4 separate regions of the Homo sapiens genome follow, and regions 2, 3 and 4 are each linked to region 1. The links are chromatin contacts, found by Hi-C or POLR2A ChIA-PET in ENCODE. All regions are on one chromosome and are shown on one strand. Each heading gives the region's core, a stretch centred on a gene start or an enhancer-like site at or near the end of the contact. The rest is flanking DNA. Distances are from core to core; before and after follow the strand shown.

Region 1 (2,700 bases), core at 41-2,540:
CACATACCTGTGGTCCCAGCTACTTGGGAGGCTGGAGCGGGAGGATCGATTGCTTGAGCCCAGGAAGTCAAGCCCGCAGTGAGCCACAATCATGCCACTGTACTGCAGCCTGAGTGACAGAGCGGGACCCTATCTCAAAAAAATAAGAGATATCACTTACCAACTTTGCCTGACCTAAAAGAAGTATTGGATAGGTGATAAAATCTTTAGGATGACTTAAGAAAACTACGCTTAGAAAAGGCCAGGAACAAAAGGATGCTGGCCACACAGCCAAAGAGCATATCACAGAATCCATCTAGCAGGGACATAGTTTGCATGGCTAGCAATGCTGTCCCTGGACATTGCCACTTTATTTGCCCCAGGAGATTGATCCTGCTCTAAGAATTCACCACTTCTTCACTTCTCTGCACCAGCAGCTTCAGATTCAAAATCTCAAGCAGATGTATCTGATAAAGGATATCAGATTATATGCCTTCATCCTAGCTTCCAGTAAAGCTGATCTGTTTAGTGGTAGACAAGGCTCAAAAGTGGAAATGTCCTCAAAGCAGAGGGTTTCACATGCAAAATGTGATCATCCAAAAATAAAAACAGTCTTTTTTTTTTAAGACGGAGTTTCGCTCTCGTTGCCCAGGCTGGAGTGCAATGGTGCGATCTCAGCTCACCGCAACTTCCGCCTCCCCGCAACTTCCACCTCCCCGCAACTTCCACCTCCCGGGTTCAAGCAATTCTCCTGCCTCAGCCTCCGGAGTAGCTGGGACTACAGGCATGTGCCACCACGCCCGGCTAATTTTGTATTTTTAGTAGAGACAGGGTTTCTCCATGTTGGTCAGGCTGGTCTCGAGCTCCTGACCTCAGGTTGTCCACCTGCCTCGGACTCCCAAAGTGCTGGGATTACAGGCGTGAGCCACTGCACCCGGCCAAAAAACAAAATTTTTAAAGTCCTCTGTAAGGGAGCATAATTTTTTGTAAGCCAAAAAATATTTAGTAATCTGACAAATTTTTTGCTGCTGTTGGTAAGAATCTTTTAATGAGGTCCTTAAGAGTCTCAGATTATATCAGCATGTCCAGAGTTTGAATGCTGTATTAGGACGTTTTACGTTGCTATGAAGGAATACCTGAGGTTGGGTGACTTATTTAAAAAAAGAGATTTATTTGGCCCAGGGTTCTGCAGGCCGTATAGGAAGCATGGGGCTGGCATCTGCTCCTGGTGAGGGCCTCAGGAAGTTTACAGTCACGGTAGGTGAAGGGGGAGGAGGCACATCACATGATGAGAGCAGGAGCAATTGAGGGTGGGAAGTGCCACACTTTTAAACAGCCAGATCTCAGGTGAGTGACAACTAAACTCACTACCATGAGGAGAGCACCAAGCCATTCATGAGGGATCTGCTCCCATGACCCAAACACCTCCCACTAGGCCCACCTCCAACATTGGAGGTCACGTTTCTTTTTTATTTTTTTGAGACGGGCTTTCACTCTCTTGCCCAGGCAGTAGCATGTTCATGACTCACTGCAGCTTCAACCCCTCAGGCTCAAGTGATCCTCCTGCCTCAGCTTCCTGAGTAGCTGGGCCCACAGTCACACACCACCATGCTTTGCTAACTTTTAAATTTTTTGTAGAGACGAGATCTCACTGTGTTGCCCAAGCTGGTCTCAAACTGGTGGGCTCAGGTGATCCTCCAGCCTCACCCTCCCAAAGTGTTGGGATTACAGGCATGAGCTACCATGCCCAGCCAAGGAAATTACATTGCAACATGAGATTTGGAGGGGACAAAACATCCAAACCACATTAAATAGCTTTGGATGATTTGCTATTAATGTCTTCTGTCACCTTAAAAAGAAATTATAAGTATTGGCCAGGCGAAATGGACTCAAGTAAGCCTTTCCAATCTACATGAAATAATCAGAACATAGGGCCGAGTGCAGTGGTTCATGCCTGTAATCCCAGCACTTTGGGAGGCCGAGGCAGGTGGATCATCTGAGGTCAGGAGTTCAAGACCATCCTGGCAAACATGGTGAAACCTTGTCTCTACTAAAAATACAAAAATTAGCTAGGCATGGTGGTGTGCACCTGTAGTCCCAGCTGTCAGGAGGTAGAGGCAGGAAAATTGCTTGAAGCTGGGATGCAGAGGTTGCAGTGAGCCAAGATCATGCCACTGCACTCCAGCCTGGGTGACAGACTGAGACTCCATCTCAAAAAAAAAAAATTACAAGTATTATTCTGTATATATTGCTAGACCTTTAATTAAGTGAGCTTTGACATGACAAGTTTTCTATCTAAGACCACGTTAACATAGGGACATAAAAAAATGTACCCAGAATTGGCCTGGGCACGGTGGCTTGCTTGAACACAGGAGGTGGAAGTTGCAGTAAACCAAGGTGGTGCCACTGCACTCCAACCTGGGCACCAGAACTATTAAGTTTTTTTCTGAGTATGTGCTACCTTCTTTACTTTTGGTTGTGGAACCACACATTGGAACTCAAACTCTTGAATTTTACTCCTAACCTGTAACAATCTGGTGCTTTGTAATCAAATTCCCATTTGGAAAATGGAATTGTCTTTCCATTTGGGAGACTTCTGTTTTCCCTCAAACTAATTTTATTTTATTTTATGTTTTTTTTTTTAAATTTATTTATTTTTTATTGATAATTCTCGGGTGTTTCTCACAGAGGGGGATTTGGCAGGGTCATAGGACAATAGTG
Region 2 (2,700 bases), core at 174-2,673, 300 kb after region 1:
GAAGGATGACCACGGTCAGCTCCAGCTGCCTCTCTCCAACCCCTCTTTTGGACTGTGGGCTGCTTATAATTCAATATTTGGAAGTTTTTCTGTGAAAGAAAGGACTGTGCACATCCAAGGGGACATTTTGGTGGCGTCGTGCTGGGTGCTGAGGAAGCAGCCCGCTCTCTGGAGCCTCCTAGACCAGCATGGGATAGTGGAGCAGGAACAGATTGGGCTCCTGGGAGCACAGAAAGGACAGTTGGTTTTCAGCCTAAGGCCAGAGAGAATGCTTGGAGAGAAATCAATCATTCCTTAGCTGAGGCTTAAAATTCGAGGATGTGGCCGGGCGCAGTGGCTCATGCCTGTAATCCCAGCTCTTTGGGAGGCCGAAGTGGGTGGATCACTTGAGGTCAGGAGTTCGCGACCAGCCTGGCCAACATTTTTAGTGGCCGTCTCTACTAAAAATACAAAAATTAGCCAGGCGTGGTGGTGGGCGCCTGTAATCCCAGCTACTCGGGAGGCTGAGGCAGGAGAATCGCTTGAACCCGAACCCGGGAGGCGGAGGTTGCCGGGAGCCGAGATCGCGCCACTGCACTCTAGCCTGGGCGACAGAGCGAGACTCCGTCTCAAAATACAAAAAAATTGGAGGATGTAGCTAGGAAAAGCAGGGAAAGCCTTCCCAGGCAGAGGGAACAGCGCCTGGGAATATAGCGCCTCAAAGGGCATCTGATGCCCTGTCCCCGTCCTACCCCTAAGGACCAGCCCGACCTGCCGCACCCCCCGACCCCGACTAAGGACACTGCGACCACTTGGGGGCGCTGCGACCTCCTCCCGGGTGAAATGAAACCCGAGGGCAGGCCCCCACCCACCAAGCAAGTAAAGCAAGCCGTTTGAGGGAGTGGCCTGGAAATGAGAGAGAAAAAGTCCTAGAGCAGGAGTGGGATAGACTGTGAGGCAAACTGAGCTCAGAGCTCCAGTCCACCCTGGGGAGAGTCACGGTCCACATTTTGGGAGTTAAGGAGATAAAGGGAGTGGGAACCAGAGCCTAGCGACGGGGACAGGGCATCAGATGCCCTTTGAGGCGCTGTATTCCTCCGGCAAGAATCTCTCCGGGCCTCTGTTTCCCCCATCTTAGATGGGCTCTGGGGCCGTCGGGCGCAAAAGGACACGATAGTGTGGCGGGTCCCGGAAAGGGACTCCCGGGCGGGGTGTTGCGGGGAGGTGGTGACGTGGCCAGACAGGACCTAAAGGACTTGGACTAGAGGAGCGGAGCTGGCAGGAGCGTTGGACGGCGGTGTACGCATGCGCGTCGGGCGGCGGTGTACGCATGTGCATCGCCGGAGGCAGGCGTTCTGCGCGCGCGTGCCCGAGAAACTGACGGCCGCGCATGCGCCCTTGGTTGGCGGGAGTTTCGGAGGCGGTGACCGTGACGTAGAAGGTGGAGACCGCTTCACCCTGATCAGGGAGTATCGGCTGCGGGTGCGCAAGGCGTCCAGGAGTGACCTGGGGCTGTGGAGAGCGACCCGTGGCCTTGTGTTTCAGGTACGGAGGTTCCGGACTGGACGGGCGTCAGGAAGTCACAGACTTGTCCTCTGATGTGGCCCCGCCCGCCGCCGCACTAATCTCTTCGGCGTCGTACCCGTCGGCCCAGCTCGACCCGCCGCAGCCCCGGCCCCGACCGTGGACACTGGGGGTCCCCGAGGGCGCTGCGACCTCCTCCCGGGTGAAATGAAACCCGAGGGCAGTCCCCCTTACCGACCCCATTAGAGACGTATCTGCCGTGCCAGGGGTCTAGGCTCCAGAAACAGGGGTGAGGACTGGGTAGAGGGCTGGGGTTCGAATTGCCCCTGTGCCCCCAGGCTGGCTGTGTCACAAGCTTGGGCCAGGCTTTTTGCCCCTCTGAACCTCAGTTCCCCTGTCTGCAAAGTGGAGTTAATGGTGCTTACGGAGTTGTGGAAGGGATTAAGTGGAATAACGATGCAAGTAAAGCGCTTACATAGCACAGGTCCTAGCACAGAATAAGCGTTTAACAGTTGACAGTTGTTGCTTTTCTAAGCCTGGATCTGTGTGATACAGTCGTTATTATCCAAGCCTGGATTTGTGTGATATTGTCATAAGGACCGTGGGGGATTCAGATCCTTGACCGAGCCCTCCTTGTTATCTTTTCCTTTTTGTCCCTCTGCATATATTCATATCTTTTTACTTAGCACCCCCCACAGACAGATTTCTGCTGGGAGGGAGGGGACGATGAAGAGATGCCTAGGTGACATCCCTGCCTTCCAGGCAGTTGTTCCTGACAGTCACTAGGAATACAAATACAGCCTGGCTGGGGAGACAGACATGTAAACAGATTTTATAGCCAATGCTACGAAGGCCAAGGGGCATAACCACCAACTCTGCCAAAGATAAGTGATGTGAAAGCTTCATATTTGAGCCAGGTTGGGAAGGATGAATAAGTTTAACAGGTAGAAGGACAGATATGTGCAAAGATTCAGAAGTAGTACAGGGAATAGGACTGGGAGGAGAGAGCAGGAATGGGTAAATTGGGACTAGTTTACCTGAGGTGTTGACTACACTTTGGAAAAGTCCCGGCAACTGTCTGAAGAATAGACTGGGCCGGGTGTGGTGGCTCAGGCCTGTAATCCCAGCACTTTGGGAGGCTGAGGCCGGGCGGATCACCTGAGGTCAAGAGTTCGAGACCAGCCTGGCCAATATGGG
Region 3 (2,921 bases), core at 285-2,784, 480 kb after region 1:
CTATGGTCATGACAGCTAATCAGTGACAGACCAAGAATTTGAAACCAGGCTTGGGTCATAGAGAAATGCCTTTGAAATCAGTAACACTGACAGCAGTGATGGTTATTTCTGCATCCTTCGAGTGCCACACCTTATCCTCTGCAGCTCTAGTGCATAACATAGCAAGGATACAGCCATACAAGGCAGACCTGGCCTCTGCCATATGGAGTTTTCATGTAGCAGCTTTCTTTTCTTTTTTTTTTTTTTGAGACGGAGTTTTGCCTTGTCACCCAGGCTAGAGTACAGTGGTGCGATCTCGGCTCACTCCAACCTCTGCCTCCCGGGTTCAAGCGATTCTCCTGCCTCAGCCTCCCGAGTAGCTGGGATTACAGGTGCCTGCCACCGCGCCAGGCTAATTTTTGTAATTTTAGTAGAGATGGGGTTTCACCATCTTGGCCAGGCTGGTCTCGAACTCCTGACCTCGTGATCTACCAGCCTTGGCCTCCCAAAGAGCTGGGATTACACGTATGAGCCACCGTGCCCAGCCCATGTAGCAGCTTTCAAGCTAGACTGTACTTTTAAAATCCAGAGTCCTCAGTCTTACCCCAGAGATGCTTATTCCTAGGGCTAAGTTGAGGCAAAAAAAAAAAAAAAAAAAAAAAAAAAGGTTCTAAGCCTGGGGGCCATGGAGAAACTACCATTCAAAAACAGTGGAAAGGAAGAGGACTTCCCTGACCACCCATCTAGAGGATGGCAGATCCCCTCCCCACCAATCACTACCATTACCTTTATTTTATTTTATTTTATTTTTGAGACAGAGTCTCACTCTGTCGGCCAGGCTGGAGTGCAGCGGCGCCATCTCAGCTCACTGCAACCTCCGCCTCCCTGGTTCAAGTGATTCTTCTGCCTCAGCCTCCCAAGTAGCAGGGACTACAAGCATGCACCACCACGCCACCCGGCCACCTTTTTAAACAAAACAAAACAAAAAAAATATTAATGCAAAGTCCAAAATCGATACCCAAAAGCTTGAAGCATCATCTTAGCCCTATTAAGAACAAGGGTATAGGCTGAGTGCGGTGGCTCACGTCTGTAATCCCAGCACTTTGGGAGGCTGAGGCAGGCGGATCATGAGGTCAGGAGTTTGAGACCAGCCTGACCAACATGGTGAAACCCCGTCTCTACTTAAAATACAAAAATTAGCCAGGGGTGGTGGTGCGTGCGTGTAATCCCAGCTACTCAGGAGGCTGAGACAGGAGAATCACTTGAACCCAGGAGACGGAGGTTGCAGTGAGCCGAGATTGCACTGCTGCACTCAAGCCTGGGCGACAGAGCAAGAATCTGTCTCAAAAAAAAAAGAACAAGGGTATAGAGAGGCGGCCAGGCTATACATAGCCAGCCCAAAGAGACAGCGGGTATTCACGACCAGGGCAGATACATTTAAAAGCTGTTTCCTGAATGAGACTCTAATAAAAAAGGTGGATGTCCTTAGATCATGTTCCCAGCGTCACAGGAGGGGCCCTAGCCACATTATCCCGCAGTTCACTTTCATTATCTAGAGTGCTTGCTCACTCCAGGGCTCATTTGAAGCTTGATGCAGAAGACACTTTTGGTTTCAGTTCCTTTTATTTTTTTTTGAGACAGTCTCGCTCTGTCGCCCAGGCTGGAGTGCAGTGGCATGATCTCGGCTCACTGCAACCTCCGCCTCCAGGGTTCAAGCGATTCTCCTGCCTCAGCCTCCCGAGTAGCTGGGATTACAGGGGTGCGCCATTCCCACCCCACCAATTTTTGTATTTTTAGTAGAGACGGGGTTTCACCATGTTGGCTAGGCTGGTCTTGAACTCCTGACCTCAAAAGTGATCTGCCCGCCTCAGCCTCCCAAAATGCTGGAATTACAAGCATGAGCCACCACGCCCGGCCGATGTGAATTGAATATTAAACTTACTTTGAAAAGCTGTAACAGCATGTGCCTATTCTGCTGAGCTCCAGGGCCAAGTGTGCAGTTTGAGAGATACTGAGAGAGAAATGGGGGAAAATCAGGACCTTGGGTGAATGGCTGAGGGAGCTGAGGCTCTTTAATCTGGGAAACTTGAGTGGGGAGGCTCTCTCTCCAAATTCCTGAAGGAGAGTGACCTGTAGGAGAGACCACCAAGATTTCATTCACAGAAGAAACTTCTTGTGCTGAGCCCACAGCACTGTTCTAGACAGCTAGATGATACTATGTTAGTAAGTGACCACTATATTACTTCAGGTAGGTTCTGGGCAGACCTGAGTGACCCTGAAGGAAAACAGACTTGAATTTGAATTCGAGCTCCATATTTATATGGGCTATATGAGTTCAGGCAAGTATCTGAAATCCCTACTCAGTTTCTCTTTTTTTTTAGAATAAAAAAAAATTAAAAAAACGATGGGGTCTTGGGGTCTCATTCAGTCACCCAGGCTGGAGTGCAGTGGTCCAATCACAGCTCATTGCAGCCTCAAACTCCCAGGCTTAAGTGATCCTCCAGCCTCAGCCTTGGAGTAGCTGGGACTGTAGGCACAAGCCACAGCCCACTCAGTTTCTTTACCTAGGGCATCTCACTTTCATGTGTGTGTGTACAAAAATTAAGAAATTGGGGCTGGGCACAGTGACTCACGCCTGTAATTGCAGCACTTTGGGAGGCCGAGGTGGGTGGATCACGAGGTCAGGAGATCGAGATCATCCTGGCCAACACGGTGAAACCCCGTCTCTACTAAAAAATACAAAAAATTAGCCGGGCATGGTGGCGCACTCCTGTAGTCCCAGCTATTTGGGAGGCTGAGGTAGGAGAATCACTTGAACCTGGGAGGCGGAGGTTGCAGTGAGCCAAGATTGTGCCACTGCACTCCAGCCTAGCAAGAGAGAGAGACTCCGTTTCAAAAAAAAAAAAAAAAAAAAGAGACTGAACATAGCACAGACCCAGACC
Region 4 (2,711 bases), core at 132-2,631, 260 kb before region 1:
TGAGAAAAAAAAAACTTAATATAACAATAATAATAAGGGAAATTGAGTGTGGGGTATGTGCCATGTTCTAGAGCAAAGGACTGAATTTTCGGACAGGGAGGAAGTTAAGACACTTGTCTGTAAACATTTCCTTCTAAACCCAGGGAAACTTAGGACCAGAGAATAGAAGTGACTTGCCCAAACTCAAACTGCAAGTTTATGACAGAGCCTGGACTAAGATCAAGCTTTCTCAATGTCACAAGAATTCAGTAACAGCCTACTGTATACAAGGCACCAGCCTAGGTCCTCATCATGGTGAAGGCTGGTGGGGAGGTTCAAAGATTTGTCCATGGGTCAACACCTCCCCAAGGCCAGGTCTCCAGGGACACAGACTCTGCCCTTTGAAGGCTCCAAGCCAGAAGAGGAAACAGACCCTGAAACACTATGAGCAGGAGGGCCAGAGAGCGACACACTTTGGTATCCAGGAGACCCAGCCCCACTGCCTGCAACCCTGCAACCTCCCTGTGCCCCACTGAGCTGCTCAGTAAAATGGAACTAAGGATGGTGCCAACTGTCAGTGATGCTGAGAGGTACAACAAGGAGGTGAAATGTGAGACCCTGTGCATTGTGGACACCCAATAAACAGTGATTCTTTTTATTTTTAAGTGTGTTCTGAGTGCTACAGGAGTTCGGGGGTGGGGAGCATTTGTCAGTTTGCCTTGATAGGGGATTCTCGGAGAGTTTACCAAACGAGGGACATTTAGATTGAGTCTCTGCTGGGTGCAATGGCTCACGCCTGTAATCCCAACATTTTGGGAGGGTGAGGCAGGAGGATCACTTGAGCCCAGGAGTTTGAGACCAGCCTGGGCAACACAGCGAGGCCCCGTATCTACAAAAATGATTAAAAATTAGCCAGGCATGGTAGGTGTGCCTGTACTCCAGCTACTCAGGAGGTTGAGGCAGGAGGATCACTTGAGCCCAGGAGTTTGAGGCTGCAGTGAGCCATGATTGTGCCACTACACTGCAGCCTGGGCAGCAAAGCAAGATCCCATCTCCAAAGTAAAAAAATAAAATAGATTGGGTCCTGAAGGATGGAAAGGACTTTGCCACACCGGAAGGATGTGAAAGCTGCGGTCCCAGCTTTCAGTTCTCACAGTCTGGTCCGAGAGAGAAGGGGACACGTCAAGCCACCCTCCCAGGGGATTCCCACGCAACAGGACCTCCCCATTTCCTGGCCTGGATGGCTCCTTTCTGGCCTGCCTGGCCTCTGAGATTCACCAGTGCCTGAGCCAAGGCCACAGACAGCAGGGGAGGGGCAGGGGTGGGGGCACGCACCAGGGCTGAACAAACCCAGGGCTCATCTGGAAAGGAAACCAAACCCTGCCTCCCACTCACCAGCTGAGTGTCACTTGTACAGCTTCCTCCTTCTGTTCCTGTTCAGGAATTACCCAGGCAGGGCTCTGTGGTGGGGCTGGGGGACGGGGGGCTGGTGGGGGAGTGGGGCTGCCCCAGAGGCGGAGCCTGGAGCCTCCTTGGTCTGCTCTGGCCACGCCCAGACTCATCCCCTCTGGCTGGCTGGCCTGCTCCCAGACCCATTTCTCTCCTCAGCAGGCCAGGTTTCCTCCCTCCTCCACACACCTGCCCACGCAGTACCACCATCTCCTCTCTGCTGGTCCAAGCCCCACTCCCCTTTGGCCCAACCCCGGCCCCTCCTGGAAGTCTTCCACAGAGATCCCTCCCAGTCTTGCCTTCCTTATCGTCTTTATCCATTCAGGCCTGCATGTCAGCTCCTGTGCTGGAGCTGGGGACAGACAAGTGAGCAGTGAGTGACCAAGACTGGCACCGTCCCTGCCCTTTGGACCTGGAGCCTCTAATCCCTATGTCTCGTGTGTCCCGCATGCTTCATCCACACCCCAGTGGGAAATCGGAAGCCAGGACTGCAGTCCTGTGCAGCCTCTGAACAGTGTGGCCTTGGGCAAGTCCCTTCCCCTCTCTGGTCGGAGTGGTTTCCATAGCTGCTAAGGGAAGCAGTGCGATGTCCAGGGGGCAGGCTGGAGGGATGGTGATGTCTGCTCCCCCAACCCTTCCTGCCCCAATGTAATGCCCTGCAAATAAAGTTTCCCTCCAAGTGGAACTGGTAAAATGCACACACGGGGCTCTGACTCATCAGAATTTTTTTGCAGAAACAAATATAGGGGTCAGTGGGAGGGACCTGCCGGGTGGCTGAACATCACGGTTAAGAGCAGACCTGGGTTTGAATCCTGCCTCGGTAGCTGTGTGGCCTTGGAGGTCATTAACCCCCGACTCTCACTTCTCTCATTGGTAAAACGGGGATACTTGTACACACCTCATATGGCTGTGTAATGACACACATGCTAGATACCCAGTGAATGCATATTATTATCATTTCTGGTGCAGCCGGACAAGTCCATTAATAAAGTAGATAATTATGACGGCCTTAAAATTAATAATGTAGATCCACATAACTTTTATTTTCTTTTTTAGTTCTTTTGAGAAAAGGTCTTGTTCTGTTGCCTAGGCTGGAGTGCAATGGCACAATCACGACTCGCTGCAGCCTCAACCTCCGGGGCTCAAGAGATCCTCCCACCTCAGCCTCTGAATAGCGGGGACTACAGGCGCACACCACCACGCCCAGCTAAAGATTCATATGTTTTGACATGGAAAGAGTTCATGTCATATTAGTAAATTAAAATATTATAGCATTAATGATG

What was found. A loop is a pair of places that touch in the nucleus more often than their neighbours do. ChIA-PET counts read pairs that join two places held with the same protein, here RNA polymerase II (POLR2A). Pooled maps may share reads with other maps.
Region 2: a pooled map shows a loop between it and region 1 (3-fold over the local background). The contact joins the promoter of DSN1 here to the enhancer-like site in region 1. A Hi-C loop is called at or near these places in 1 of 50 pooled maps. POLR2A ChIA-PET finds 5 or more read pairs at or near these places in 2 of 52 experiments (PC-9 and activated CD4-positive, alpha-beta T cell).
Region 3: a pooled map shows a loop between it and region 1 (4-fold over the local background). The contact joins two enhancer-like sites. A Hi-C loop is called at or near these places in 1 of 50 pooled maps. POLR2A ChIA-PET finds 5 or more read pairs at or near these places in 2 of 52 experiments (activated CD4-positive, alpha-beta T cell and activated T-cell).
Region 4: a pooled map shows a loop between it and region 1 (3-fold over the local background). The contact joins two enhancer-like sites. A Hi-C loop is called at or near these places in 1 of 50 pooled maps. POLR2A ChIA-PET finds 5 or more read pairs at or near these places in 3 of 52 experiments (A549, activated CD8-positive, alpha-beta memory T cell and activated naive CD4-positive, alpha-beta T cell).

Annotation. Positions count from the first base shown.
Region 1 is chr20:37,070,406-37,073,105 of GRCh38, reverse strand. The region is part of intron 2 of RBL1 (RB transcriptional corepressor like 1); the gene reads left to right. Among named protein-coding and RNA genes, the nearest start is that of RBL1, 24 kb to the left of the region's middle. Within about 2 kb of position 1,290, at least 5 of the 41 ENCODE cell types and tissues checked have a DNase peak (open chromatin) inside an H3K27ac peak, as active enhancers do.
Region 2 is chr20:36,772,486-36,775,185 of GRCh38, reverse strand. It overlaps DSN1 (DSN1 component of MIS12 kinetochore complex), which reads left to right and starts at 1,423. Exons shown (of 11, transcript NM_001145315.2): 1 at 1,423-1,524. LOC124904894 (a long non-coding RNA gene) reads right to left here and starts at 51. Exons shown (of 2, transcript XR_007067574.1): 1 at 1-51. RefSeq lists enhancers at 572-1,118, 1,078-1,157, 1,168-1,307, 1,438-1,497, 1,119-1,664.
Region 3 is chr20:36,594,509-36,597,429 of GRCh38, reverse strand. All of the region lies in intron 2 of TGIF2-RAB5IF (TGIF2-RAB5IF readthrough), which reads right to left. Among named protein-coding and RNA genes, the nearest start is that of RAB5IF, 9.8 kb to the left of the region's middle. RefSeq lists an enhancer at 1,342-1,711. Within about 2 kb of position 1,534, at least 8 of the 41 ENCODE cell types and tissues checked have a DNase peak (open chromatin) inside an H3K27ac peak, as active enhancers do.
Region 4 is chr20:37,335,366-37,338,076 of GRCh38, reverse strand. LOC105372606 (a long non-coding RNA gene) reads left to right here. Exons shown (of 2, transcript XR_936699.2): 2 at 144-637. Among named protein-coding and RNA genes, the nearest start is that of SRC, 9.4 kb to the left of the region's middle. RefSeq lists an enhancer at 1,258-1,757. Within about 2 kb of position 1,381, at least 15 of the 41 ENCODE cell types and tissues checked have a DNase peak (open chromatin) inside an H3K27ac peak, as active enhancers do.